Linked DNA regions of Mus musculus: regions 1, 2, 3, 5, 6 and 7 are each linked to region 4. The links are chromatin loops, found by intact Hi-C in ENCODE. Cell type or tissue: left cerebral cortex. All regions are shown on one strand.

Region 1 (4,000 bases), 460 kb before region 4:
ACAGAAAGGGAATGTTAAACTTGTCACAGGTGAGTGAAAATAACCATGTAACTTTTTTTTTCCTATCTAGGATCACAAATCCCCTGAAATCCCTGGACCCAGCCAAAAGCTTCTGACTACAGCATAGAGCGCACCAGCCTGAGCCTTAACTCGGGTACACAGGGCCTGGGAAGCGGGTACTCACACCACTTTCCCTGTGGGAAGCCGGAGCCTAGAAAGGTTAAGGAACCTGCCCAAAGTCACCCGGGCTCAACTTGAAGCTCTGTCCCTCTCTCCACTCTGTGGCCTCTAACCTAGAATGCCTGCTCACCCGGGCCTTGAGCCCCACAGGATTGGTTCAGCCAGTGAAACAGAGGGACGTGGCCCCTTGAAACCACACACACTCAGGTATTTTTATCTCCAGTTTATTTTTTTTAGACTAAGAGCAGAGTATGAAAGTCACAGCCAAAGCACTTGAAAAAGGCCCAGGATGGGTGGGGACCACTTAGGGTGGGCAGGGCAAGGTCCTGGGAGTTGGTTCCCGGCTCAGGGCTGGAAGGGAGGGGGCATTGTTGTTACGGTCTCCAAAAGTGTCTGTGCGTTGCATAGGTCCTGTCTTCACAGAAGACAAAAGAGGGGCCAGGGGGGTCCCAAGGGGGGCCTAACCTGGTAGGGGAAGGGGTCTGAGTCTGGAAGGGGAAGTCGAGAAAGGTCAAGGTTAAGAAGGGGAAGGGACTCTGTCTGTCTGTACATTATATATAGAGATATAGAGTCTGTACATGCCTGTCTGGCACCCCGATGCCCACCCCTGTCCACTGCCTGCTCCCCCCCAGGGGTGTCTATTTGTAAACTTGGATTCAATCCAAACCACAGTCCTCTATGTGGGAGTGGAGGGAGAGGACATGCTTATTGCTGTAAACAGGGGGAGGGGCAGCCTGAGGCTCCACCCCTCACCCACCTAGTCCCCTCCCCATGTTCTGCCCCAGAGGAGAGGACAGGGGGCACCTCCCATGCTTCGTTTGTTCTCTCTGGGGCATATTTGCCTCTTGGGGGACAAAGAGGGAGGGCACCAAGGGTCAGGGAAAGGTACCAGGGGCCAGGGAGTCCTGAGCACTGCCTTTATAGCCCCCAGGTTTGGTACCAAACATTACCAAAGCCACAGGCCACCTGGGACCTGTGGCTGTCCCTGTGCCTGATCCACTACGGTGCCTGTCCTAGAGAGTGTGTGGGCAAAGAGGGCAGGCCCAGAGAGATGTACAGTGCAGACCCCGCTCCCAACCATGGGAAGAAGGATGTAGGCCCCACAGCAAGCTCCCTGCTCCTTCTCAGCCCTTCCCACCTCTCTCTGTCATAGGAAGGGGCAGAGCTAGGAGGCCAAGAGCGTCATGAGGAAGAAGGCGATGCCCACGGCCAGAGGCAGGTGTTCCCGCTTGGGGCTGGTCCCACTGATGCTCTTCTCAAGCTTGGGCACCTGGGGATTCTCTCCCTCAAAGTCTTCTGTGGAAAGATAAATAGGCAAACTGGTAAGGGCTGTGCTGTGCGCTGGGGCGGGGGGCACGCGGCGGCGGCGGCAGCAGCAGCAGCAGTGGAGCCAGAGATGTGACCACCCACGGGGGAGGGGCCGGAAGGGCTCGTGTCCCATGGGAAGGCATGCGGGAGGGGGTGGGTGGGAAGCATGCACTGGGAAGGGGGCTGCGATTCCAGCAGTGGCCACAAGAGGGCGCTGCGCAGACTCACCCAACACGTTGATCTTCACATTGGGGCCCATGGTGAACTGGGGGAGAGTGGGGACCGGCTTCTCCCCGGAGTGCGATGCTGCGGGGTGGGGTGCGGGTGGGGAGAGAGGAGGGGAAAGTCAGGGCCAGGACCCCCTCCCCCTGCTACAGCTGGGGAGCCATCCCGGTCGCCTGTGCCCTCCGCCCCCATCCCCAGGAAGCCAAGGGAGCCCCAAAGCAGGGAGGCAAGGATGCGGACGTGGTTGGAAACCGACGCTACTCACTGGAGGCGCAGCAGACGAACACCTTCATCCTCAGACACTTCCAGTGCAGGTTGTGAGTGGGCGTGGCTGGGGAGGAGATTTCTTTCACTCACTTGGTGCCCTTGCGGCTTTAACATAGACTCCCATCCCCCTCCAAATTGCCCGCATCCGGCTGTGTCCCCAAGTCTCTGCTCCAATCTTTCTTTGGACATTGGTCACCATGACTTCGTGGCTAGCCCATCCCAACAGAAATGCTCTGCGACCCAAATTTGGGACTGTCACCCCATCCCCACAGCCTTGCAACTTCTCAGAGCTGAAACCCTGAAGCCTATCCCTGGTGACCACTACAACGGCTGGCCGGGGATCCCTGGGACCCCACCCTGTCATTCAGAAGACCCAGGACCCGGCACTCACAGATGTAGTAGTATTCTTGGCCGGCATGGAATTCATAGCCCAGCGAGAAGGCGCTGTAACGCTGGAACTTCTCGGAGAACTTGATGGGGCTGTGCGAGGCGTGCTGCCGGTTGCATTCCCAGCGCTTGGAGCCTTGGCTGGCGTTGCAGGTGCGGTAGCCGCTCAGGTTCACCATGTACAGCACGTACTGCTCCGCCCCGCCGCCAGGCCCTGAGCTGTTGTAGTGCGGACAGTAAATATCCAGATAGTCGTTCACGTTCACCTGCACGGTGTAGCCCTCTCGCCGCAGGCTGTGGACAAATGAAGTGGGTCAGAGAAGAAACTCCAATGCTCCAAGGCTTTCCATGTCAACACCCTGTCAACACCCCACGGACCTTCATTAGAACACTATATATATATTTTGATCATAACACTTCAGTCCCTCACTCTCTTGGCTTTTTCTACAATCTTTTCTCAGCCCATTTCTGTGCCTGTGGTCTAGTGTGCCAGTCCCTTGTGTCCTCTCCTTTTGGGCCTGTCTTTCCCCTGGTGGCCACCAGAGGGTAGCAAAAGCACAAGGAAGCCTGGCCTACCTCCTAAGGAAGGAGAGGAAAGGGAGAGGGGCGGAGAAAAGAAGGAACCTAGCTCTGGTTGCCACAGAAACGCACAGGCCCCAACGACTCCCAGACCTAGGCCCGGATTTCCTTAGACCATTCCCCATAATTCAGCAGGCCAGAGGAGGGACTGAAGGAATGAATGGAAGGGTAGGGTGAAAGTAGAGAGATCCCTTCCTTGGAACCCAAGCTCTCTCGCGCTGTCTCTCTCTCTCTCTCTCTCTCTCTCTCTCTCTCTCTCTCTCTCTCTCTCTCTTCCCTTCTCTCTTCTCCCAGAATGCCTTTTGCTGCTGCAGGTCCACCCCAGGTCAGTCCGACAGGACTTGCCCTCATACACACATGTATGGCAGCTTCACGCACATGCATGCACAAGCTCTATGGCACCAACACAAAAATGTCCACCACCCACTCACAAGCGGCAGACACTCAGAAGAGCTAGATTGCATGTGTGCTGCGCCTATGCCAGTTTTAGCTGGTCCCAACAATCTCAGGGGTTTGCCCTGTATCTCCTACATGACAAGACCTCTATCTTTGTGCTTCTGAGTCCTATTTCCCTCCATCCTGAGGCCATAAACCATTAGGTCCCCAATAACCTGACACAGACCAGGGAGCTGAAGAGCTCGGGTTTGACCTGTCATCTTGCTAGGACTTCTGCTTCATTCCACATCTTTCTCCACCTAGATGCCACTGCCCCCCCCCCCCAACCCCCAGGATAGGCAGAGTAACAATAGCACAGCGCCTAGACAAGATGACTGTGTCTGCCACATTCCAGATGAGTCTCTGCGACAGAGAAGCAGATCTGGATGCCCTGGAAGTCTCGCCTGCCTGACAGTCCCATCTAAGTGTTGCTGTGGACATCCTTTGTGGTGGCACTGAACGGTGTAGGGAGTCAGAGGCAGCTCAATCCACACGTGTGGAAGATCGGGTAGAAGTCGTCTTTAACTTCTTTAAGGCAAGTATGCACACATGTTGGTAGTGCTATGGGACTGTTGTGGGCACAGGGAAGCATGGGCCACAGGGTAAAATGTCAATCCAT
Region 2 (4,000 bases), 260 kb before region 4:
TGGGCACCTTCTGTTCCCTGTTGCCTTCCCGCTACTCTGGTTTCTTCTTTCTGACCTGCTTCCCACAGCTGTCCATCACCTCCCTCCTTCCTGTCCTTTCCTTTCTCCCATTGCTTCGGTCTCACTCCCGTCTGTCAGTCTGTCTCACCTCCCCCGGCTTCCCGGCTTCCCATCTTACTTTCCTGCCCACCTGGGGGTCACATCCTCAGGGTCCCTTCAGCTCAGGGCATTGTTGAACAGGCTGTTGTCCTTCCCTGTGGCTTTTTAGAGCCTGGATTTGTATCCAGGAACTCAGAGGGCTCCTTCTCCTTCCCCCTGCTCTTACACGTCTACCTGGGCTGAAGCCCCATTATCTAAGTAGATAATCATCAAGCTTCCTCAGGATATTGAAGACCTGGATGTTCATATCATTTGCTCATAAGTTCCACAGAAGGCTGTGTTTCCCTGGTATGTGATAGAACAAATCTTTAAGGAGATTTCTTTCCCACATCTCTCTAATGAAGTCAGCTGAGTCTGTCCCCCACATTTTTGCACAGGACCAGCGGGTTGTCATTTGGGTGCAGCCGCTGGCCTCACTCCTTCCTGTCTAAGCTGCAAGGGCATTGAGCTGGCGCATGTCTTCTGGGTCCAGACTGCGGGCAGCTGCTCTAGGGGAAGAACTCACAGCCTGGGGTCCCTAGTGACCTAGCACCTGCCTTTCCAGGAGCCAGTGATAACTGTCGTGTTCTAGATCCCAATTCCTAGGGCAACATCAGCCATTGAAGTCAGTCCCTCGAACAGCGGATGCACCCTCACCCTTTGGCAATGAAAGGTTTAGGTCTGAGTATGTGACCTGTTTTATGGGGAGGGGGAGGGGGGAGAAAGTCCAGGGGCTTCTAAGGCAGTGTCCCTGTGATTAAGTAGAGATCCATAGGGTCAGCCTCCCTGGCTATTTCCAAACCCTGATGGGATGTCTGCATATGTTGTGGTTGGCATGCAGGGGATGGAGGAGCACAAACTCCCAAAGAACTATGTTCTGGTCACATGTGCTACCAATTAATGTGACTTTTAGTTCCCAGGGGAGGAAATAATGGTACGTACTTGAGATGTTGGTTTTTTGTTGTTGTTGTTTTTTGTTTTCCTGGTAATTAGCATCATCTGAGCAGATACAGGGAGCCTCCCCCACCATGATTTGTAAGGTAGGCTGAAGTTCACTGAGATGAGGTGAGGAGGTAACCTTGGAGTCAGATGGTCTCTGTGTTGGAGCGCCAGGTCTGTGGTCCCACTCTGGGACAGATCATGAGAGAGCAGCGCTCTTCTCTGAGTTGATGCTTCCTTCGCTCAGAGCAAGTACTGAGTACACACACAAATGCTCAGAAATTGCCAGTTCTCTTCTCCTTAGATGTGTTTATCTTCTGCTATTTTTAAAGGGACCAAGAGGTGCCAGGTGCAGGGAGCTATTTAATGACATTTCAGCGCTGGGGAAATTTTACACAGAGACCATTCTGAGTCCTTTACCCACAGTTGTTCAAAGTACAAATCACATCTCTAATGCCAGCAACAGCACTGAGGGGGAGGAAGATACACCCGATTCCCGATTCTCTATGGTGATGAGGGGCGTGGATAATTGAAAACAGCAGATAATCCCCGAACCTGCTTTGAGTCATTGGCGTCCATCGCCTCCCCCAGTGTCGGTTTTTCTGTGGTGCAGCTGACAAACTGCCACACAGACTCACGTTTCTCCTCTCCTATTTCCCTGTGTGTTTCTTGGCAAAGCTACTGACTTGCTTTAAAATGGCCCAGGGTGAGGTGACAGAGGAGAAGCAGGGAGGGGCAGGAGCTTCATGGCTGTGCTCTGAGTTGGGCTAGTGTGGCTGAGACTTCTCTAAGCTCTCTAGGGCAGTGATTCTCAACTTTCCTATTGCTGCAACCTTTTAATACAGTTCCTGGTGTTGTGATGACCCCCGATCTTAGAATTACTTTACTGTTACTTCATAAGTGTAATTCTGCTGTTCTGAACTGTAATGTAAGTATCTGATATGCAGGGCATCTGATATGCCACCCCTGTGAAAGGGCCTTTGAACTTCAAACGGGGGGAGACCCACAGACTGAGAGCCATGGCGCTAGGGTGGTGAGGTGGGGTGGGAAGGTTTAAGGACCCTCAGGTGGACAGGAGCTCATTCTCTTCAGGTGGGTACAGCCAACTCCATCGATGTTCTGAGTCCCTTGCATAGAGCTCCCATTCCTTGGAAACAGGTACCACCCCTTTCCCTACCCTCTCTCACACTGGAACCTAGCCAAAGATGAGTGTGCTTGCTGGAGGAGCTTTTGAAGTCTTGACTTAAGTTGCCTTTTGAGTTAGTGAAATGCATACCTTCAGGAAGAGGGACAGAGAAGTCATAATTACTGAGGAGTTATTGAGGTAGAAGGATCTTGAGTTTGAGACTAGTCTGGACAACTTAGTGAGGAAAGTGACAAGGGGCGGAGAACGTAGCTCAGTGGGAGGATGCTTGCCCAGTGTGCACAAGGCTCTGGATTCTACCCGAAGGGGTGTGAGAGGAAAAGTGAGGAGATCACCCAGACCTGGGGCTGGAGAGATGGCTCAGAGGTTAAGAGCACTGACTGCTCTTCCAGAGGACCTGAGTTCAATTCCCAGCAACCACATGGTGGCTCACAACCATCTGTAATGAGATCCGATGCCCTCTTCTGGTGTGTCTGAAGACAGAACACTCGTATGAAATAAATATTTTGAAAACCAACTAACCAACCAACCAACCAACCAACCAAAACAAAACCCAAACAGCCCCCCAAACCTTCCTAGGTCCTTAGCCATGTCACATTCATTACTTCTAGGGAGCCAGTCTCTTCTGTTGCGAAATCAACTTCCCAAGCCCAAACTCAGGGTCTCTTGTTGCGACTGACTGGCCAGACTAACAGATATTTACTCTTCCTTTGTTTCTACTGCTAGCAGTACCCAAATCAACTTCCTAAGCCCAAACTCAGGGTCTCTTGTTGGCTGCTCCTCCAACAGTAGTTTTGCTCAGCTGAGGATGGAGTGCCAGGCAGCCTGAACCTCTCCACAGGCATGGGGAAGTTGATGACCTGTCTGACCCTTGTCAGGAGATGCCGAAGCCGCCCCATCCCCACCCCCACCACAGTCAAGGCTTCCATTGCTGGAGGTGGCTACACTAGACAACTGATGGTGGATACTGGGAGCTGCTGGCCAGGATTTGCCCTGCTTTCTTTCCTTGCCCTTTCTCCGGCCCCCTTGGCTCAGATGGAAAAGGCAAGATGCAACAAGCCACTGGCTTTTCTTGCCCCAGGGGGCTCACATTTGCCAGTTTGTGGGGGCTGCCGGGCTTAATCACTTGAGGAAGGAAGAAAACTCTGCTCTGAGAAAAGAGGATTAGCACTCCGCAGGCTGCCCAGGAGTTCCCAGAATGGGGCCACAGGATTGTGGGAGCAGCAATTTGTCATCAAAATGGCCCTGGGAACACCGTTTCGGAAACAATCAGAGAAGGCAAGGTTTCCTAATGATAGGAAAAAACCTCCCCAGCTGGAATAATGGCTTTTACTTGGCACTCGTTCTTTCTGAAACACACAGCCTTACCTATCCCCCCTCCGACGTGTGATTTTGTAGTACCAGATGGGAAGGAGTGAAGACAGGGGTGGGCCCGAGTCTGGACTCAGTGTTGGGTCGGGGCAGGTCCCCAGCTCTGCATGCCAGTGTCACTATAAATGGGGGCAACTTCATACAGAGAGCTCCTGGCAAGTGGTTCCGTTAGAAACGTCTTAGGTCCCTTCCCCTGTGTCGTCTCCAGCCTCTTTACACACAGCTTTAGTCATACACACATATATGCACCCGCACACATACATGTACGTGCACACACATCTTGTTCCTTCTCCCGTCTCTATCTATTCACAGTCTTGTCTTCCAAGAAGTGATGGGGGAGAGGTGGTAACCGGGCATAACTGGCCTCGTCCTCCTTATGCCTGTGCTGAGTCACCTATACAGGCTCTG
Region 3 (4,000 bases), 300 kb after region 4:
GGCGCACACCTTTAATCCCAGCACTTGGGAGGCAGAGGCAGGCAGATTTCTGAGTTCGAGGCCAGCCTGGTCTACAAAGTGAGCTCCAGGACAGCCAGGGCTATACAGAGAAACCCTGTCTTGAAAACAAACAAACAAACAAACAAACAAAACAAAAAACAAAAAAAAAACCAAAACCAAAACAAAACAAAACAAGATTAATTTACTATATATAACTATTTATTATTACTAATATTTAGATATAAGTACACTGTAGCTGTTTTCAGATAGAAGAGGGTATAATATCTCATTATGGGTGATTGTGAGCCACCATGTGGTTACTGGGATTTGAACTCAGGACCTCTGTTAGAGCAGTCAGTGCTCTTACCCGCCGAGCCATTCTTTAGCCCAGGCTGTCCTCTTTCAAAGTCTCAGTGTAGTGAGTGTTAGAATATACAATACCAGAGATTAGTGATGCAAATCTGGTGACAAGCACTAAAGGCAGCCTCAGTGTCTAAAAGTCTTGTCCGGTACAAGCTGCTCCCTCTCTGTTCCAGCACTACCTGGCTAAAAAAATTTAAATATGTAAAATTTTGTCTTATTTTAAATCCTCAACTTACTCCTGTCTCCTTTGTTACCTTCTCACATACTCAGTAAGTACCTCTCATTGATCCATACAAGAACAAGAAATTGACTGGGCAGGGCAGCAGAGGCAGGCAGATCTTTGTTTGAGGACAGCCTAGTCTACATGGTGAGTTCCAGAACAGCTATGGCTATAGAGAGAGAATCTGTTTCAAACAAAACAAAACTACAACAAATAAACAAAAAAGAGGGGGAAATTTGTTGAAACAGAAGCAGGAAGAAAGGCATCTTTTCTCCAAGTACCACCTGTGGGCTAAGCCTGCCACAGACTGGTTTTGGAAGTAAAGTATTATGAGAACACATGTCTAGTGTTTTTTTTTTTTTCCTGTGCAATAAAATAACTGCTATAGAGTCCACATGACCTGTAAGCCAGACATTCCATCTGGCCCTTTACTAAAACTTTGCTGACCTTTGCTTTGAAGAGAACAAGAAAGCAAGGAGGGTGTCTGTAGGAGCTGAGAAGAGCATGGACCAGGGAAGAGCGCTGAGGTTTACTTAGAGAACGAAGATCGGAATGTGTGCATCATTGTGGAGAGGGTGCTCTGTCTAATACAAAAAGGGCTAACAGCTTAGCCTCCGACCTTGAGATTAATAAATAAGTAAACAGGAATGAGGGAGCCAACTGCTACGTGTCTACACTAGTAGTTTGGTTATCTGAGAAGCCTTCCTGAATGTGTGGGATTTTTTTAGGGCTGCTTGAACAAAGAGAGGGCACTGGTGTGGCAAGGTCAGCCCAATCCTGTTTTTTCTTCCCAGAGTTTATTAGCTACTGTTATAGTTTTAAGTTGTAGCAAAATATACATACACAAAATACACAGGTTTTTGTTTTGTTTTGTTTTTCAGACTTATTTATTTCTTGTATGTGAGTATACTTCAGAAGAGGGCTTCAGATCTCCATTACAGATGGCTGTGAGCCACTATGTGGTTGCTGGGAATTGAACTCAGGACCTCTGGAAGGGCAGTCAGTGCTCTTAAACACTGAGCCATCTCTCCAGCCCCAAAATATGCAATTTTAACCATGTTTATGCTACACTCTGCTGACAGTAAGAACGTATTTATATTTTGTGTAACCATGTGTAAGATCCTTGTGTGTGTGTATTGTTTATATGTGTGTGCTTGCCTGTGAGGGTCTGGAGGCAGAGATAGGCATTGGATGCCTTCCTGTATATCTGTCCGTCTTGTTTTTGGAGCCAGGGTCTCTCACTGAGGCCAGCTGGCCAGCAAGCCCTGGGATCTGCCTGTTTCTGTTCCCCTGCCCCTCCCCCAGTGCTGGGATTGCAGATGCGCAGAGCCACAGCTGGCTCTTCTGTGCATGCTGGGGAACTCAATTCAGTTCCTCAGGTTTGTGCGGCAGGTCACCATCCCAGCCATAAGATGCTCTTAAGCCAAGATGAAATTAGAAGCTGTTTAGGGACAAATAGGAGAAAGAGGAATGCAAGGGGTGGGACTCTGGACACAAGAGTCACAACACCCTTTTTTTAGGAACAAGTGTTGGGAAGGATGAGGAAATAGGAGACAGGGATGGTCACAGACACCTGTTGGTATGCTGCATTGTTTGTCACTAGGAAAACAATAGCCCTGGTTGGTCTTCTGGCTGCCAATCCATCATGCCTCTGAAAGCTACCGGGAGTCAACTCATCTGCTTCCCTAGATCACAAGGAGATTATCTGTACAAAGGAACCGGCCTCTGGAATGCAATTTGGTGTTGTCTCAACTTTGATTGGCCTTGAGCAGGTCTAAGGTTTCAGGGAGGTACAACAGTGCCACCTGCTGGTCAGAACTCAGATGATAAAAATTTTCACCAGCAGCTCCTCTGATGAAACTTAACTCAAAACAAGCTTGAGAAATACTTAGGCCATCAAAACAATTTTCCTGCATGCCAGAACCTTGTCTTCTGTCTTAGTTCCTGGGGAAGTGGGGAGTAATCAATGTGTACAGGATACGCTGCTGAGAAAATTATTGTTTGTTCAAGTTTTTTTTTTTTTTTGTGAATAGTCTCATTGTTCAGCAATCTTTTTTTTTTCCCCAAAAGAAAGGAACAGCCTGAGACCTAGAACCAGATATAAGTGTTTTCTGAACCCAGAGACTCCACAGAGCTAAATCCTCAGCCCCGAGTTAATATTCTTAGTTCTAAATCCTCTCTATATCCTATTTCTCAAGGGAAGGGAAGAGGTTTATCAAAGGAGGGATTTGTCATTGTTAGTTACTGAGAAGGCAGTAGAAATCCAGAGAAATAAAGATGTGATAGTTCACACTTGAAATTTCAGTTCTCAGGAAGCTGATACAGAAGGACCCAGAGGTTAAGACCACCCAAAATTACAAAAGTGAGTTGGAGGCCAGTCAGGACCACCTGAGATACAATCGCAAAACACAAAAATAAAGCCAAGCAAACAAAAACTCGGGAAGCAGGAGCCAGAGAGATGGCGCAGTGGTCAAGAGCACTGGCTGCTTTTCCAGAGGCTCTGGGTTCAATTCCCAGCGAAGATAGGGTAGCTCACAACCATTTATAATGTAATCTGATGCCCTCTTCTGGCATGCAGGTGCACATGTAGATAGAGCACTCATACGTAAAATAAATAAATGAATGAATCTTAAAAAACAAAACAAAAGACCTAGAGAAGCAAAGGGAAAACAAAATAAACCTCTTTATAGTTGTGCTTCCAGAAATCCTGAATGGTAGGTCCTGTAGAAGTAGTTTTTAACTCATTCTTTGGAGTACCTGAAAGCCAAAGTAAAACTAATGAAAGTTACTACAATTTAGAGGTGAGATTCCACAATCGTTTTGCTGTTGCACCAAGGATATGTTAGAGGTGTAAATATCTTGTCTACAAGAGGGATTGCACACAGATATTAAATTACCAAGTCCTAAATCATTCCAGGGGTCAAAGAGGGTGACATGTTAACTGCTCATTTGTATGGAGTCTCTCAAAAGCTACAGGAGAGAAGCTTGATATTCAAACAAAACACCTAAGTCCCGAGCTGATCCTAACAGAATGCCAACTTGCCCATCTCTTCCATCTGGTAGTTCCTTTATTGACTTCCAGATGGGAGAGAACTGTCTCAACAGTTTTGGGGGTTGTTTTGAGACAGCGTTTTATGTAGCTCAGACTAGCCTTAAATTCACCCTGTAGCCAAAGATGACCTTGAATTTCTGCTCTTTCTGTCTCACCCACTAAGTACCGAATGGTACTTATGGATACGTGCCACTAGGCTAGTTTAAGTGCTCCTGGAGATTCAGCCCAGGGCTTCGAATGTGCTTGGCTAGTGCTTTACAAACTGAGCAATATCCACAGCTCCTCCTAATAGATTTTCAAAGGACCTCACTGGGACTCCTTGCAAGGTGAAGGCTAGAGTCTTCTGTCTAGGCTTGTCTCAGAAC
Region 4 (4,000 bases):
TTCCAGATGGCTAGTCTTCCCCTCTGAGGCACTTACTACAGCTAAAAGTCAGTGCCTGAGTGTGTCTCTGTGCATTAAATGTCTGCTTTGCTTAGTTTGTATTTATTGTTAGGAGGGGCAAAGGCCATGGCATGGTGTGTGAAAATCAGAGGACAGCTTTGTGGAGTCTATGCTCTTCTACTTTTTTGGGTACCTAACATTATTAAACTCAAGACACTAGGCTTGTGTGGCATCTGACTGGCCCAAGTGTCTGATTTCCTGTCAGGTTGAGAAAATAAGGACTGAATCTGTTTCATTTAATGCTGTTTCTTCAGTGTATCATACACAGTAGGTGCTCAGTAAATATTTGTCCATTTCCCACATTTAACAAGGCAGTTTGTTTTGTAGATTCTGGTTTTATAATTTCTATTTTCCTTAATATGAATTCCATGAGGGTAGGTTGTTTTTAATCACTTGCCTCTGCATTCACTAAATAAATATATCTACTTCATTTCCAGTTCAGATGGCAACCACACTCATGCCCAATTATCTTAGGTATGATTTTACATGAAGCTTAGCAGCAACCAAAAGAGCTGAGATGCTGAGTGAAGTAGCAATAGAAGGCACCATGCCCCACTGACCTTGACTTCTGGGTTTCTCAATGACAAAGCATAGCATGGATGAGGCCCTGGGCTCAATCTTCAGGACAATAAGTAAATGTATACATTTAAAACTTGTATATGGGGTTGGGGACATGGAAGACCTAAAGTTCCAGTTCCTTGGGTAAGGGCTAAAGGTCATGTGATCTGTGAAAAGTTCTAAAAGGAAGTGTGTGGGGCTAGTAGAATAGGGGAGTTGAGCAAGGTGGTGCATGTGTGCCTATAAGTTAAGCACTGGGAAGCTAAGACAAGAGAATAAGATTCAGGCCAGCCTGGACTATATAGCAAGACCCTGACAATAACAATAAAGGAAGCAGGCAAGCAGACAGAACAGGGTAAAGGACGTGGAGACAGACTTAGAAGTTCTGCTCAGTATCTATACATCCTGACCTTTATCTGTAAAATACAGGTTAAAGCACTCACCTTGCAATGGTGTTAAGGGTTAGAAATATTTGCTTAGTATTCCTGGCTTGGGGAATGCTTGATAAATTAGACTTTTTACAATTACTCTTTTTGTGTGTGATGATGGGGGAGGGTGTCAAATTTGGAGCTTCTACTAGCTAAGCAAGCATTCTACCACACCCTCAGCCCTTATTTATTAGTTATTTGGCCGAGAAAGGAGTTTACTAAGTTATCCAGGTAGGCCTTGGCCTTCTGACTCTCCTAGATAGTTGCGACTACAACCCTGTTCTGCTAGGACTGGCTTACCCTAGTATTTTATGCTTCCAGCTTGTGGACATAGGCACAAAGATGGTATGCAGCTAAATGTTCAGGCTGCTCTGGTCATTAGAAAAACCAGCCCCACCCACACACCCACACTCATCCCCCCAGGCTCAAAGAACACGAATTTCTTAAAACATACGGAGTTAAACTTGGCCTAGTAAAGCTTTCTGCTAACATCACTGAGTGAATCAGTAGCCCAGCACCAAGGTACAGTCAGCTTCCAAAAAACATAGAGGTGGTGACGGTAGACGGGCCAACGGCTCACATGATGAATTGGTCCCAAACCCATCAGGCCTTACAACATCCTGGCACCTGCCAGTTTGCAGCTCTGGGTTTCAGGACCCTCCGTTGTCCTTTGTGATAGTGCCACCTAGTGGGAACGACGAGGTACTGCCGCAAACTTCAAGCCCCGTTCAGGATCAGTGCGACGAGGTGGGAAGAAGAATAGCAGGTAGGCGTGGGTGTCGTCTATGCAACCCCTAGCTTAGTACTCTGCACTCACACATAACGAAGCCCTGTGATTCTGTGGAGGAAGCCGCACCATCTGTCCCCTCAGACGTAGCTGACCAGCGACCATACTCGATACTTCAGTATCCCTGCACAGAGCCTTTGGGAACAGGCTAAAGAGGCCTCCCCGTCTTGTACAGTGCCATTGTTGTGATGGAGAAACTGAGGCTCCCCAGGAGCGTAGATAACCCAAGGTCACACACCATAGAGGAACCGCAGGGAGATCCAAGTCCGTTTCTCCGACCGTAGCGAAAGGCGCCTTCCCGCCGCAGACGCGGAGGCCGGTGACCCGGCCCGACGACCCCCATGGGAATACAGGACAGACACGGCCATGCGCCGCACGCGGGGGCCGCGGGACGCAAGCAGGAAGCCAGAGTCCCGCGCGGGGAGCCCCTGGGAACACAGGCACCGGCCACGTGACAAGAGACGCCGGCCATGTGACAGGGAAGCGCTGGCAAAGGCCCCCCGGTGCACGGTCACGCACGACGCACGTACACGCACGGAAGCGCTTCGAGCAGCGAGGCGAGGGCCTAGGGTCACATGTGGAGGGTGACAGGCGCGGGCCGGGGGGCGGGAAAGACGCGCGGATCACGTGCCGGGGGCCGGAGCTCAGAGGTCACGTGAGGCCGGAGGCGGGGCCGCCGCGGAGGGGGAGGGGCGCGCGGCTTCCGGCGGCCGTGGGGGGGGTGGGCCGGCGAGCGGAGGGGGCCTGTCCCGGAGGTGGCGGCGGCGCCATCTTGGCGAAGGGGGGATCAGGAAGTGCGGACCGCGGCGGCGGCGGAGCCCGGAGCGGAGGCCGGAGGCTCCCGGCCCGCCGGCCCCGGAGCGGAGCGGAGCGGAGGATGCAGCAGCCGCAGCCGCAGGGGCAGCAGCAGCCGGGGCCGGGGCAGCAACTGGGGGTCCAGGGGGCGGCGCCGGGGGCCGGGGGCGGCCCGGGAGGGGGCCCGGGGCCAGGGCCCTGCCTGAGGCGGGAGCTGAAGCTGCTCGAGTCCATCTTCCACCGCGGCCACGAGCGCTTCCGCATTGCCAGCGCCTGCCTGGACGAGCTGAGCTGCGAGTTCCTGCTGGCCGGAGCCGGAGGGGCCGGGGCCGGGGCTGCGCCCGGACCCCATCTCCCCTCCCGGGGATCGGTGCCGGGGGACCCCGTCCGCATCCACTGCAACATCACGGTGAGGACCTCGCTTGCGCCACGCTGGGGGTCCCTTGTCTGGTGATCGAAATCACACCATACAACCTCCTGCTCTCGAAGGACCCGGAGGCCAGAGCCCCCCTCTTGGTGCTTGGCTCCTTCTCTCCAGGCTACACTTGTTTCTTCAGCTTGAGGTTCTGTGGTGCAGTCACAGTCTCTACTGTTGACCCCTGAGAGCAAGGGACATCGGGACATGTGGCCCCTCAACCACCTCCTCCTATGAATCCACCCACACCTCAGGTTTTATGATTTTGGCTCCTTCTGCTTACTCCTCCACAACTTTACCATGTCACCTAGAAATGACCCATTCTTCTCCCCACCCCAACTCTAATAAGATTCCAGGCCTGTGCTGGAAGGACGTAGCCTGGAACTCAGCCCGGTTCCATAATGACCCTTCTCAGTAGTTCTTTCCACTTATATGTACCCACCTGTAGGCTCCCTGCCTAGGCATCCCTCGTACAACCCCTCTTTGCTCCCTGAATTTCACTAAAGAATAGTGCCGTTCATTGACCCCACGTTGGATCTCCTCTTACTAACTCTGGTGTAACTAACCTTTAATTCCTCTTTTTGCCTTGGCTCGTAGCAGCTTTGCCACTTCCTCCCCACTCCTGGGGTCACATCTGCTTATCCTAGGTGACTGTCACCTTTTCTGGTGGTGACAGCAATGTGTGTTTTGAGCGGCAGCAGTGCCATCGCTCCCCAGTAGGCATCGTTCCATCCTACCTATCCTTGGTCAGGAGGCATCTTCCATGCGTCCTGCCTTATTTTATTCCCTAGTGTCCCTTGAGGAAATTGTTGGGTGCAATTTTATAACAGCTGGTACTGCGCGATACAGTGCTCACGTTGTTGGATAACGCCCACTGTAATGGTCTTGTCCCTCCTGGAGCACCTTTATCCACACTGGAAACGGGAGTTGCCTGGGGGGAAGACAGACGTGAATTTT
Region 5 (4,000 bases), 58 kb before region 4:
TCGAGCAGGGTGCTTGCTCAAGCCAGCCTCACTCATTCCTGCCTCAGACTTCAACACTCCGCACTTCAGCTCCAAACGGGAGTTTGCCTCTACTGCTGCTTGAGACATGAGCTTTGCGTGCTGTTCTCGGGCTCCTATTGGTGATCTGAACACTTGTTCTGCAAGGCACAAGCTCTTGTTTGAGACCTCAAAGGCCTCTGATAGCTTTCTTGGGCTATAATGGTTCTCTACTAGAACCCCACTGGTCTGAGAGACCAAACCTGTTCATTTTACTGGTCAAGTCCCACGTGGCAATGTTTTAAAGCTGTTTTGTTCTACAAATCAACACTAAAGTACCTCCTATCTGTCCACTGCATTCTTTGAGGAGGGTGTGAAAAGAACCTGGTTGGAAACAGGAGATGTTCTCCACCACCTTACTATTTCACTAATAAAAGTTAAGGTCTGAGCTATTAGAGAAGGCACAAGTAGCAGCTGGTATGTGTTCTAAGACGGTTTCTGTGGAGACTTAAACAAACGTCTACTCACTCCAGATAGGGGATGAATGACAGACTAAAGTAATGACTCCACCAAAGTCCAACTTGACAAACCAATGAGTTTACTGGGGTAAACTCATTTATAGGAGTAACAAATCACTCAAAAGCTCATCTAGGACAGGCAGTAAGTCAAAGCAGCCAGTTGCTATCTTCTCCCTCCTAAGCAATCTGTTACTGCCTATGTTACTGCAGGGAGGGCTTTATGAATCTTGTAAGTTTCAGGAGCTTCCTGAGCCTTACCTGAGTCCTTTTTTTTTTTTTTTCTTTGATACAGGGTTTCTCTGTGTAGTCCTGGCTTTCCTGGAACTCACTCTGTAGACTGGGATAGTATTGAACTCAGAGATCTGCTTGCCTCTGCCTTCCAAGTGCTGAGATTAAAGATGCACCTCACCACACTGGTTTTACTCCCTGAGTCTTTACAAGAGGAGAAAGTTGCTACACAATATGGTATAAACACTTTCTATTTTAAAAAAAAAATCAATGCTATGCTACAAAATAGACCATTGAAATACCAAAGACCCATCAGTCTTGCATCTAGATAAAAATACCCAAGAAAATTTTATACAGTGGCACCAGAAGATAGTGATCGTAATCACACTTGGAAATAGAAGACTGAAATTTTGTTTAAATAGTTAGAGAAGGGATACATAAATTAACATGCATAATGAATTATTCTCTAGCAGTGAAATTTGCAATATGCAACTTACTCAAGTTGCATCATAAGAGATGACACTTAACAAGTTTCTGAAAATAAAAGTCCCAGGAAATATATGCACAATTAATAAAAACGTGTTGCTTACTAATAACATGTGAAGAGAAATGAAAGCAATGTAGTAGCTGTGTAAATGCAAATTCATGATGGGAGTTAACTACTGAGATGAAGGCAACAGTAGAAGATTGGGACCACTTACAAAGTGATGAACAGCTCATTGGAAATATTTTAGTCCTTCTGGTGGGTGTCACGTTGTGGATGTGTTGGTTTATTTGATGAGTATGGGTGTTTTGCATGCAGTATGTTTGCAGATCACACGTGTGCAATGCCAGTGGGGGCCAGAAGAGGGCTCATAGGATTCTCTGTAACCGGCGTTACAGATGGTTTTGGGCAAACACCTAGATGCTGAGAATCAACAGTGAGACTTCAGGAAGACCAGCCAGTGCTCTTAGTCTCTGAGCCATCAATCCAGACCCCATTCTGTTGCTTTTTCCTGCACCAATTTAATTAAAGCAGCTTTTTAGAAGTCTACTGGCTACAGAACACTGACAACCAGTTCTGTGGCCTTCCGGTCCACTTGAAAAAGAAGGGTGTATCTATACATATTCTCTCTGGTCTTCCTACCAAACCACATTATGGAGACCTGGGGAGTAGAATCAAGGCCCTGAGAAAAACTGCAGTATCCTGACACCAAGTATCTAGTTCCCACCACGCACACAAAAATGTCCTCCTCAGATGGTAGAAAGACTGAGAGAGAAGGAGCCACAAAACCCTCATTTTCCAGGGGCTCAAACAAAAGAGGGATGCATCACATGGGCCTCCCTCCCACGCCGGCGCGCCAGTGATGTCACCAATCTGCGCCCTAACCATTGATTCCTGACTGAAGGTGGAAGACTACGCGTTGGGACTAGCCGGGAAGGGCGCAGCCTTGGGCTCACGAGTGGGCAGCGTCCGAGGAATCGCGCGCGGGTAAGAGGACCCTGGTCCCGCACGGGCCGCCGCCTCCGCAGCCTGCAGCGCTGGAAAAGGAGACATGGGGAGCGGTGGTGGAGGCGGCGGGCGCGGCGGGGCTGCGCGGATGCTCGGGCGCTGGTGCGGGCGGGAGCCGCTGGGTACCCGCGGCCCTGCAGCCGAGAATGCCCTTCCCCGCGGATGCGCGGCGCCGGAGCCTGGCCCCAGGAGCCAGCCCTGCGTCCTGACGTGGCTGGCACGGAGCCATGGAGGTGCGGGCCGTGAGTTCCCACGCGGGGTCGCGGGCACGGCGCTCAGCCTCGGGCTGGCCCTGAATCAGGAGGCCTTGTTGCGTCACCTGCCTTCCCTTGGTCTGTTTGGCTCGGTTCTTGGGCCCTGCCAGAGGGTAAGGCGTTCTGCGTCGGTATCCGAGTCCCGGGAAACTCGGCGGTGGGCTTTCGAACGCGTAGTGGGAGAGGGCAAGAGTGCAATCAGCCGAGGGGGCTGTGTCTAAACGGCTGCAGGAGGACACCGGCACACTGGCACACTGAGGCCTCCGACGACGCTGGCTGCAGGGGAGGGGGGACAGGTTGTTAGAGCAGGTCATTAGGGACGGAGAATGCAGGAACGTCAAATTGTGGACAGCTGAATGACGATGCCAATTTAATTTCTCTAGGAAAGAGGTCTTGTTCCCATCGTTTTAAAGGTCCTGAAAAACATCCATGTTATTTACAGTTGAATGCTTGTATGGGAGGCAGAGAAGGACACTGAGGCGGGCATAAACGGTAGAAACAGGTCCGCTGTTTCTCAGCAGTGTGACATTGCTCTCCTGTCTTCTTGCGCTTATCTACAAAATGAAGATAATTATGCCTCCCTTGACGGGCTGTAAGAATTTAAAGTGGCTAGCTATGACTAGGGGCTGGCACGCAGGCATTTGTAATACTGCTGCTGCTTCTCATCGGTGGTGTAGCTTCAGAGGCGGGAGAGATTTGTGCTATTTTGGGTATCTGCTATTCTGCTGCTGTTATCCTGCTGTAGACTGCATAAAATTCTAGAGCTGAAATGAGATTAAGATTTCAATTTATTTACAAATTTACCTTCTCTGTTTTGAACGTTTGCTCCTGATACTGTGTCGGGGACTTCACATACACTAATTTGTTTAACCCTGCCAAAATCCTAGTGCTGTAAGTACTGGTCCCATTTTACAGATGGCACAAGGTAAGTCTTGGCCAGGGTCCTAATGCTGTCTCAGAGCTAGAGCTTGAAGCCAAACCATCAGGCTATGTATGTGGTTTGGGTCTTAATCTTTCTCAGTGACTAGGGTCCTGGCAACGTGCAGGTATGGGCAGTGGGGAATAGGGCATCAGTTCCTGTGAGAATAGCATCTAGTTGTTGAAATTATTTGTCATCTCTTATTTTACATCTTATTCAATATCGTTCAGCTATGAGTCAAGATTTAGCCTTTTTGATGGGAGTGGGGGGGGGGGTGCCTGGGCTTGGGGATGCTATGCAGCCCTGGAATCCTGGGCAGACAGTAGGTATCTAATGATTGCTTGTAGAAAGAAGAAGAAAAAACCCCCGAGGCACTATTACTCTTGACAGCAGGAGACCAATGCTTCCCCTTAAGCTGCTATTTTTATACTTCAGGCAGTGTCACACAGCCTCGTACTGATTCATAGACTTAAAGATTTGAAACTCCCTTTTAGACCAAGGTTCGCACTATTATCTGTGACAAACTGATTAGAGTTTGGAAGTTCGCAAACAGCAAAATCTGAGCTTTGGGGCTTTTGCAGTGATCTCTTGA
Region 6 (4,000 bases), 280 kb after region 4:
AATTTTAAGAATCGTGGAAAACAGTCTCTTGTTTGTGACATCACTTTGCAAAACAATTTAGGGGCTGTCCACCAGGTGAAGGGTCTCAAGAAATTTGGAATTCCATTCCCATTATGAGAAAAATGAACAAATGCCCAGTCTAGTGACATCCCTTAGGCGCAACACAATCCACGGGGGCCTCCATGTCCAGCTTCCCAAATAAGATAACTGCTTGGGTAGCCAAAACTACAGTATAGACAACAGGAAGTCAAAGACTGCAGCGAAAATATATTCCACGACCAGGGTCGGTAAGAAAGAAGGCAGGGTAATAAGAGGAGCTGACAAAGAGGCTGGAAATGAACAGAGAGGACAGAAGCCCACGCGCGGAGGATGGGAGACTCACCCCCCTCCGCGCCACATCTAGAGCCCATGGGGCCATTCGCTTCTCTACCTCCCACCCGGAACAAATTAATCCTCCGCACTCCAAACCGAGGGCCACATGGGGGAGTTTGGGGCAGCTCCACCCCATCGCCACCCCCCCTCCGCCCCCAAAACCAGGCCGGATCCGGATCAGAGGCCCAGAGAGGACTGGGGAGGGAGGAGGCCTTCTCCACAAGACACTGACCCTCCTAAACAACCCTACCTCAGGCTGGGCCCAGGCCTCGCTCGCCCGCGCTCTTTCTCGCTCTCCCCCTTCAGGCTCTAGCCACATGCCCCCCCCCTCCGGCTGCCCCAAGCCCCGCCCCGGCCACGCTCCCAAATCGAGGCCCCGGCTCTGGCGCGGCCCAGTAGGCCGCGAACCCAACTATAAACAAAACCCCCGGCGGCCAATTCGAGGTGGGGAGGTTGGACGCCCGGGTTCCCAAGACCAGAAGGGAGGGTGTACAGTGGGGAGACACACGGCGTGGGGGGGGCCTACCGCGGGACAGGAATACGGAGGGGACAGAGGAAAAGAAGGGAGGGTAAAAAGGGGATCGCGGATTTAAAGGGGCCGCGGACAATACCCGGCCCCGCCGCGTTGCCGCTGCCGCCGCCGCCGCCGCCAACGCCGCTGCGCTCCCAACTTTACCTCAGTCTCCTCCACACTGACACCCCGGGCCGCGCCGCCCCTGTCACGTGATATAAGATTCCCTCCTCCCCACCCCCTCCCTCCTTTTCCCTCTCGCGCTCGCTCTCGCGCCTTCCCCCTCCCACTTGCCTTCCTGCGTCCCTCAGCACGTGACGCGAAAGGGCCGCGCACGTCAGCGTGCGCGCGCCTCCCCGCCACGAAACACTGCTCTTGAGTTCCGCGCGCCCGCCCCGCCCCCGCCCCGCCCCGCACGGATCCGCCTCCATCACGTGACTCCAGTAAGGTCTCGGCTTCCTCTTACTGGCGTAGTTCCGCGTCTCCGCACTCCCAGGTACCTTTGCGGACATAAGTCACGTGGCGGAGGGGGTGGGGGTGGGGAAATGGGACGGGAAGGTCCGATGCTTAACTAGCGCCCCCATCCACCATGTTTTCTGACGGACTCTAGCCTGGTTTTTTTTTTTTTTTTTTTTTTAATCGAAAACCATATGGAAATGTTCGGAGAGCTCCAGGGAACCTAGGTTCCCTGGCTTCGGCAGAGCCTGGGCTAACGCGCGAGCGCGGCGGGACTGTCCTAGCAGGTGTTCCCGGAGAGAGAGGCGATGGCGTCTAGTAGTAACTGGCTTTCTGGAGTGAATGTCGTGCTGGTGATGGCGTACGGGAGCCTGGTGAGATCCCCATTCTCTTCCTCTTGTGGCATTTGTCTGAGTCCCGACCCTCTGAGCCGGACTCCTGAAAAGAAGGCTCCTGAGCCGTTCTGTCTTTGTTCTTCAGCCACTTAACTTGTTTTGTTTCTGGACTTCCGAATTGTATCCGTAGACAGTCTGAGATCTTTAAGTCAAAGCTGCCTGGCTCTAAGTAAGAACCCTCCCTCTTAAATTCTAGAGCCCAGATTAACATGCCTCTCCGTTACTAGCCCCTGACCCACCTCCGTCCTTAGCGACCCGGCTTCGCCCCAAAGCATCCAGCTCTGAAGGCCTAAACCCAGGGATTTTGAAAGTGAACATTTTAAAAAATTATTGCTATTACTAAAATGGCTCTAATCTCTTTGGGCAGGTATTCGTACTGCTGTTTATTTTTGTGAAGAGACAAATCATGCGCTTTGCAATGAAATCTAGAAGGGGACCTCATGTTCCTGTAGGACACAATGCCCCCAAGGTAGGTCACTAGAATGCAAGGTAAACCTGTTCTTTGGCACAAGGAGATTTTTCTCGGACTTTAAAAGAAGACTTTTATTCATATGCTTCCTTTCATTCCACAGTCTAAGCAATAACTTCCTGCTCACTGCTGCTCCACAACATGTACCTTAAGATTTAAACCAATTCAGCTGTAAAATGTCTCATCTTCAACTAAAATTACTAAATATTTCATGTTGCTTTAGTTTAAGCATGATGCTGAGAACACTTACAGTTGGTTCCAGCGTTGTGAGAATGGTTGCCTTTGCAGAATTTTAAAGATGCCCATTGTGCTTGCTTAGAATGCAGACGACTGGGTTTAATCCTTGACACTGCTGAAAGCAAGGGGCGGGGCAATAATCACCTAGTTATACTTTTCAAGTCAAACCTAAAGCCAAAGAAAGAAATTACCTAACAACTTTTTAATGTTGTTATTGTTCTTTGTTTTGTATTTTGAGACATACTGAACACCCAATTGTAACCCAATAACTCTCACCACGGAACCTCAAAGCAGCCCTCCTGCAAGGACAGTACAAGTAATGAGATTACCAAGATAATGTGCCACATCAGACTGCGTCCACAAATTAAATAATCGTGCTGGGCTTGGTAGAGCATACCTTTAATCCCAGCACTCAGGCAGAGACAGGTGGATCTCTGAGGCCAACCAAGTCTACAGAGCTAGTTCAGGACAGCCAGGGCAATGTAGAAAAACCTTGACATGAAAAACCAAAAAAAGAATAGTAAAAGTAAATAATCTAGTAGTGTCTAAACTTTCTCCTTAAGTGCTTTGCTTTTCTTGGCTTTAAGAAAAATGTCTTCTGGGCTGGCGAGATGGCTCAGCGGGCAAGAGCATTGACTGCTCTTTCGAAGGTCCTGAGTTCAAATCCCAGAAACCACATGGTGGCTCACAACCACCCATAATGAGATCCGATGCCCTCTTCTTGTGCATCTAAAGTCAGCTACAGTGTTCTTATGTATAATAATAAATGAGTCTTTGGGCCAGAACAAGCAGGGACTGAGCAAGTGGGGCCAACCAGAGCGAGCAGAGGTCCTAAAAATTTAATTCCCAACAACCACATGAAGGCTCACAACCTTCATAATTTTGTATGTACTCACATACATAAAACAAATAAATAAATCTTTAAAAAAAAAAGAAAAGAAAAAGAAAAATGTTTTCTAATGGAACTTTGTCTATTGAGAAACCTGTTGGTATATATAACTACCATCTGACATTAAAACTCAGGTTTCAAGGCTGGGAAGTTGGGCATATTTCTTTAATCCCAGCACTCAGGAGGCAAAGGCAGGAGAATCTGTAATTTTGAGGCCAGCCTAATCTACAGAGTGATCTCTAGGACAGTCAGGACTCTACAAAGAAAACTTGTCTGGAAAAAAAAAAACAAAGACCCTTAAGTTTCAAATAGCCATCTCAAACCTAGTATACTTAAGTCAGAAATCCTTTGTGTATATGTGTACACTTATGTGTAAGTAGGTATGCATGCATGTGTGTGCCATATGTGGAAGCCATACTGTGGCATAGTCCATTTTCTTCAGTTGCTCTCCACCTTAATTTTAGAGTCAGGGTCTTCACTAAGCTTGGGTTTTGCCAATTTCACTATACTGCCTGGCCTCCTGTCCCCATCTCCTTTGAAATCTTTTTGTTGGTGGCTGGTGTTTTTCCAACTGGATCTCCTGTATCTTTGGCTAGAGCTGGATTTGTAGGTAACCCTGGCATTGCACTGGCCCTCCTGCTTTCGGTTCTGAAGTGCCAAGGTTATAAGCA
Region 7 (4,000 bases), 430 kb before region 4:
ACTTTACCAAGGCTGTCTTCTTTCAAATCCTATGTTGTACTTTATTTTGTTTAAAACAGGGTCTTAACACTAAAGTCTGGCTGGCTTGGAACTTCTATTATAAGCCAGGCTGGCCTCAGACTGGCAATGATCCTCCTGCTCTATCCTCTCCAGTGCTGGGATTACAGCCACGGGGTTCATGCAGCACCACCTAAGAGGGCCGGTTCGGTTTATGTTTAGATCTTGTCCTTTGTGTCTTCATTGGTTCAAGGTAGAAAGCCTCATTGAAGTCTGGGAGGTCAGAGCTGGATGGCACATGAAGTACACCCATAGAAGAATCCAGCATTCTAGTCAGCACACAGCAAGTTCCTATTTGGGGGTAGGAAAGTGTGTACATAGGTGCCGTGCGCGCGCGCGCGCGCGCACACACACACACACACACACACACACACACACACACATGATGGCCAGCACCTGATACCCCAGATACTTTTGGAGGCTGAAGCAGAATTACCTTCCATGCATTGTTCTTTTGCTTTGCACACGCAGATGGTACAAGGGGAAGGACTGAAGTGGCTCTGGGGACACCCCTGACATTCCTCTAGAGCATCGTGCTGGGTGACCATTGTGGGACACAGCCTGCCCCTTATCCGCACACACCTCTCTCCCAGGAGTCCTCAGTCCTGAGGTCTAAATGATGAGGTGGTAGCAATCAGTACAAAGCACAAAGCACCTTTGTTCTGGAACCTTCAGGTGGGGGCAGGGAAGTGGAGGAGGCAGGTGTGAAGCCTTGGAATCCAAGCAGCCGCTGCCCTGCTCCACCCAGGCTCAGGGCTCTGAGAACACCAGTTAGATCCATTTTCCCAGCCACTGGTCAGAGGGTGGGGATGCAGGTCTGACGACTTAGGTCATTTGTCTCTAGCTGTGGTGGGGGCTGAGCAGCATTGCTGGGGAGAACTTGGGAGTCCAGAGGCCATCGGACCCAGACTGGGCAGAAGCAAGCCAGAGGCATCCTAAGTGACACATTCTTGTTGACCCTTTCTGGGAAGTGATCCTATTCTACAGGCCCTGGTTTGACCCAGCAGCGTCTCCTAGTGGCCAGACCTGCAAACAGCAGGAACTACCCAGCTTCCAGGAGCAGACACATTCCAAGATCTCACATTTATTACAACAGAGCAGAGATAGACAGTGTCCATGTCCTTCCGCCACCTACTCCAGCCCCGGCTTCGGCCCCTCCCCAGCATCCCGCTGCAGCTATTTTAGTGCGTCCCCAGGTATTGCTTAACAGCGCCTGGTGGTTCTTTAGGGCTGGACACCAGATTGTCTGTTCTCCTGCTTCTCTAGTGTTTGGGGCAGAGGTTCCATTTCTTTGAGTCTTAGAGCTTGAGAAGGAGGCAGCCAAATCTCCAGAGGTCAGAGGTAGAGCGAAGATGCTGCAGGGGGTGGTGGAGCTGGCCTGGAGTTTAGAAAAGCCAAGAAGGAAAATGGTCAGAACTCCTGCCTAGATGCCTCGCTGGCAGCAAGTCACTTAACCTCAGCAACACCCTCTTCACCTACCTGGAGGGCACCACCAGCGGCAAGCTTCCATCTCCTGGGCCAGGCAGGTCACCTGGTGGGTGCTGGCCCTGTGGGTTGGCAGGCAGTGGCTTTCTTGGGGGTGGGGGTTTGGTAGGCCCCTGAGACTGAGAAAGAAGGCCAGTTTGGAAAGAGGTCATGTTTCTCACCCACAATGTAGGGGTTCTAAGAGCCGTGCTAGTGGTCACTTTTGTCTCCAAACAAACCTGTCACTACCAAAGGTGCCACTGGGATACATGCCGTCAGGCACAGAGGGAGGCAACCTGTCTCCCATTGCCACCATTGCTCTAGGTAGGAGAGGCAATGTCCTGTTCCCCCTCACTGTTACCTTTGGGCGCCTCACCACAGGGTCAGCGGGCAGAGGGCGAGTGGGGGGATTGGATCGGTCAGCCAGCGCAGCCTGAACAAAGAGAGGAGCAGTGGCTTGGAAAGCATGGTCCAAGGTAGTGAGCGTGCAGACACTACCCAGGGGTCGACATGCAAACTCAGCCGAGGGTGGGGGTGGGAGTGTCCAGAGGAAAACGGGAGCATGCGCAGAGCCCCGGGGAAGGAAGGTGCAGATCGATCACGGAGTCCCTGGATGGCTGCAGTCCTACTATAGACCACCAGGTGGTAGTAGAGACCATGGCGGGAGGCTCACCCTTTGCTGCATCTGGGACTTTGAAGGCTGAGGGGGCACCCTGGTCTCCTAATGAAGAACACCACTGGGGGGAAGCAGGGATGAGAACTGCGATTGGGCACCACACCTCCCACCTGTCCTGAGCCAGGGCAAGGCCCAGCCCAGATTTACCTGGAGTTTCTTGGGCACGGGGTTAGGTGGCAGCGGCCTGGAGGGGGGCACTGGAAAGCTGACCACACTAGCTTGCTGAGAAGGCAGGAGGAGCAGACAGGCAGAGTAGGCAAGAGGAAACAGACAGATGTGGGCAGAAAGGGGTTAGTGTTCAGAGAGGGCAGCAGGGCCCCAGAGGCAGTGAGGTCACTGAGCTGCATGCGGGGAGTGGCATGTGCTGGAGGGGACATGCAGGCTGACTCCATACACACCCTCTTGCCATTAAAGGTAGAGGGCTTAGGCCCTGGGCACTTGGCATCCTTTCACACATGATGTCCTGGGCCTTATCAGATCTTAGCACACGGAAGGTCCTTTTGCACAAGGCCCCATTATCCCATGGCTCTGGTCGCTGTGAAGGGCATGGATAGAACCATCTCTCAAAGCCACTGATTGGGCCAGCTGAAAGAGCTCAGCAGAGCCTTCTGGTGGTGACTGGCTCACCCACTCTGGCTGTCCTTGTTTCTCTGCCTGCTACTTACTGGTCCTGAGTCCTTGGATTGACTGAGTACTCCAAGTCTTTCTGAGTCTTGAACCCTTAGTGCTACCTCTAAGGCCCGAGTTAACAAGTAATGTGGACTCCTCTTTCCTCTGGCATCCAGGGCTTACCTTAGTGCCTGTCATCTGCTGTGCCCGCTGTGGAGGTCCTGGTCGTTCAGGAGGACAGGATTGGGGTGCCCTGAGTATGAAGAAAGCCAAAGAAAAAAATGGGACTAGCCACCTACCTGCTGATCTGGGAGAATTGAACCCTTTGGCCCTTGGAGGGTAGTTGTGTGTGCTTGAGCATCCTGGAAGAAGGCTACCTTTCCCCTGCCTTGGGGTCCTGAGAGAAGTGGCCCTTGTATCTGGGGGTGAAGTTAAGGGAAATACACAGAGATGACAGGTAGGTGTGTAGGAATGGTAGTCAGGAAACTCAGGATCTGAGAGTTGGAACTTAGAAGCAAGGGGTAAGGACTGAATGTCTTGGGGCCTTTAGAATCAGGGCTCCAGGACTGTCCCTGACTGAAGGAAACAGCAGCAGGGACAGGATGTTCATACCTATATTGGCAGCTGGATCCCTTAAGCTGGCAGAGCCGCTGATGCAGGCGGGCACGGTGCCAGTAGCTGGCACCAAGTAGTACGAGGACCAATAACAACAGGAGGCTGAGGAGCAGGCCTGTGGTCAGGGAGCTGGTTGCTATGGAGAGAGGTCCAAACTGAGGGTGGGTCTGGCTAAGAACTCTCTCCTGAGAGAGGAGCAGGGATAGGGAGGAAGTGAGGTGCTGAGGAACCAGAGACACCTTCAGGAGTCACAGAGTCAAGGGACAGAGAGTAAAGGGGTCAGGAAGGGGACGAAGGAGAGAGGAGATGGTCAGAGCTTCCCAATACCCCGGGCCCATCCTCTAGCTACCTTTGAGCTGGGTCATGCAGTCTGGAGGTGCCCAGCCCTCTTCACAGCGGCAGTGCCCGCTGCTGTCACAGACCTAGAAGGACAAAAGGCAAGCAATGAGGGCGTCTGTCAGATAGGACCACTTCCCTGTGTATGGCTTTCCTTTTTGTTTTATTTTGCTTTAGTTTTTCAAGACAGGATTTATCTGTGTATCCCTGACTTTCCTAGAATTCGTTCTAGAGAGCAGGCTG

The links. A loop is a pair of places that touch in the nucleus more often than their neighbours do. Peaks named below come from ENCODE experiments on the same cell type or tissue, not always from the same donor. Only the 100,000 strongest peaks of a DNase experiment are listed, where the experiment ranks them.
Region 1: a loop joins it to region 4, with 6 times the contacts of the local background. A loop is called at or near these places in 2 of 42 quality-filtered maps.
Region 2: it touches region 4 in a loop (3-fold over the local background); 22 of 42 quality-filtered maps call a loop at or near these places.
Region 3: a loop joins it to region 4, with 2.6 times the contacts of the local background. A loop is called at or near these places in 11 of 42 quality-filtered maps.
Region 5: a loop joins it to region 4, with 4 times the contacts of the local background. A loop is called at or near these places in 11 of 42 quality-filtered maps.
Region 6: it touches region 4 in a loop (2.5-fold over the local background); 4 of 42 quality-filtered maps call a loop at or near these places.
Region 7: a loop joins it to region 4, with 2.1 times the contacts of the local background. A loop is called at or near these places in 4 of 42 quality-filtered maps.

Annotation. Positions count from the first base shown.
Region 1 is chr3:89,314,092-89,318,091 of GRCm38, forward strand. It overlaps Efna3 (ephrin A3), which reads right to left. Exons shown (of 5, transcript NM_010108.2): 2 at 2,372-2,661; 3 at 1,979-2,044; 4 at 1,717-1,794; 5 at 1-1,476. The coding sequence ends at 1,346. Gm15998 (a long non-coding RNA gene) reads left to right here and starts at 2,655. Exons shown (of 2, transcript XR_003954662.1): 1 at 2,655-3,114; 2 at 3,737-4,000. In left cerebral cortex, CTCF peaks have their summits at 1,702 (motif pointing right), 1,904 and 2,900 (motif pointing right); DNase peaks (open chromatin) are centred at 1,673, 2,045, 2,540, 2,916 and 1 more place; H3K4me3 peaks cover 693 bases; H3K27ac peaks cover 2,218 bases.
Region 2 is chr3:89,506,683-89,510,682 of GRCm38, forward strand. No RefSeq gene overlaps it. Among named protein-coding and RNA genes, the nearest start is that of Kcnn3, 11 kb to the right of the region's middle. In left cerebral cortex, no CTCF peak of the experiment used is centred here; a DNase peak (open chromatin) is centred at 1,603.
Region 3 is chr3:90,075,222-90,079,221 of GRCm38, forward strand. The region is part of intron 2 of Tpm3 (tropomyosin 3, gamma); the gene reads left to right. Among named protein-coding and RNA genes, the nearest start is that of Tpm3, 4.6 kb to the left of the region's middle. In left cerebral cortex, CTCF peaks have their summits at 2,389 (motif pointing left) and 3,144 (motif pointing left); a DNase peak (open chromatin) is centred at 2,380; H3K4me3 peaks cover 207 bases; H3K27ac peaks cover 238 bases.
Region 4 is chr3:89,771,002-89,775,001 of GRCm38, forward strand. It overlaps Ube2q1 (ubiquitin-conjugating enzyme E2Q family member 1), which reads left to right and starts at 2,608. Exons shown (of 13, transcript NM_027315.4): 1 at 2,608-3,037. The coding sequence starts at 2,711. It overlaps 4632404H12Rik (RIKEN cDNA 4632404H12 gene), which reads right to left and starts at 2,399. Exons shown (of 2, transcript NR_130957.1): 1 at 1,501-2,399. In left cerebral cortex, a CTCF peak has its summit at 1,734 (motif pointing left); DNase peaks (open chromatin) are centred at 1,771, 2,339, 2,884 and 3,520; H3K4me3 peaks cover 3,228 bases; H3K27ac peaks cover 2,008 bases.
Region 5 is chr3:89,712,937-89,716,936 of GRCm38, forward strand. It overlaps a transcript of Adar not described here. Among named protein-coding and RNA genes, the nearest start is that of Adar, 16 kb to the right of the region's middle. In left cerebral cortex, a CTCF peak has its summit at 1,585 (motif pointing right); DNase peaks (open chromatin) are centred at 1,629, 2,094, 2,471 and 3,129; H3K4me3 peaks cover 2,295 bases; H3K27ac peaks cover 2,124 bases.
Region 6 is chr3:90,051,407-90,055,406 of GRCm38, forward strand. It overlaps Ubap2l (ubiquitin-associated protein 2-like), which reads right to left and starts at 1,109. Exons shown (of 28, transcript NM_001165984.1): 1 at 1,049-1,109. 4933434E20Rik (RIKEN cDNA 4933434E20 gene) reads left to right here and starts at 1,396. Exons shown (of 7, transcript NM_025762.3): 1 at 1,396-1,713; 2 at 2,102-2,203. The coding sequence starts at 1,648. In left cerebral cortex, CTCF peaks have their summits at 588, 788 and 1,552; DNase peaks (open chromatin) are centred at 420, 721 and 1,235; H3K4me3 peaks cover 2,607 bases; H3K27ac peaks cover 1,928 bases.
Region 7 is chr3:89,338,519-89,342,518 of GRCm38, forward strand. It overlaps Adam15 (a disintegrin and metallopeptidase domain 15 (metargidin)), which reads right to left. Exons shown (of 23, transcript NM_001037722.3): 17 at 3,771-3,843; 18 at 3,419-3,557; 19 at 2,990-3,059; 20 at 2,345-2,419; 21 at 1,883-1,954; 22 at 1,537-1,661; 23 at 1,122-1,435. The coding sequence ends at 1,393. Among named protein-coding and RNA genes, the nearest start is that of Efna4, 2.5 kb to the left of the region's middle. In left cerebral cortex, CTCF peaks have their summits at 1,077 (motif pointing left) and 2,151 (motif pointing right); DNase peaks (open chromatin) are centred at 1,079 and 2,164.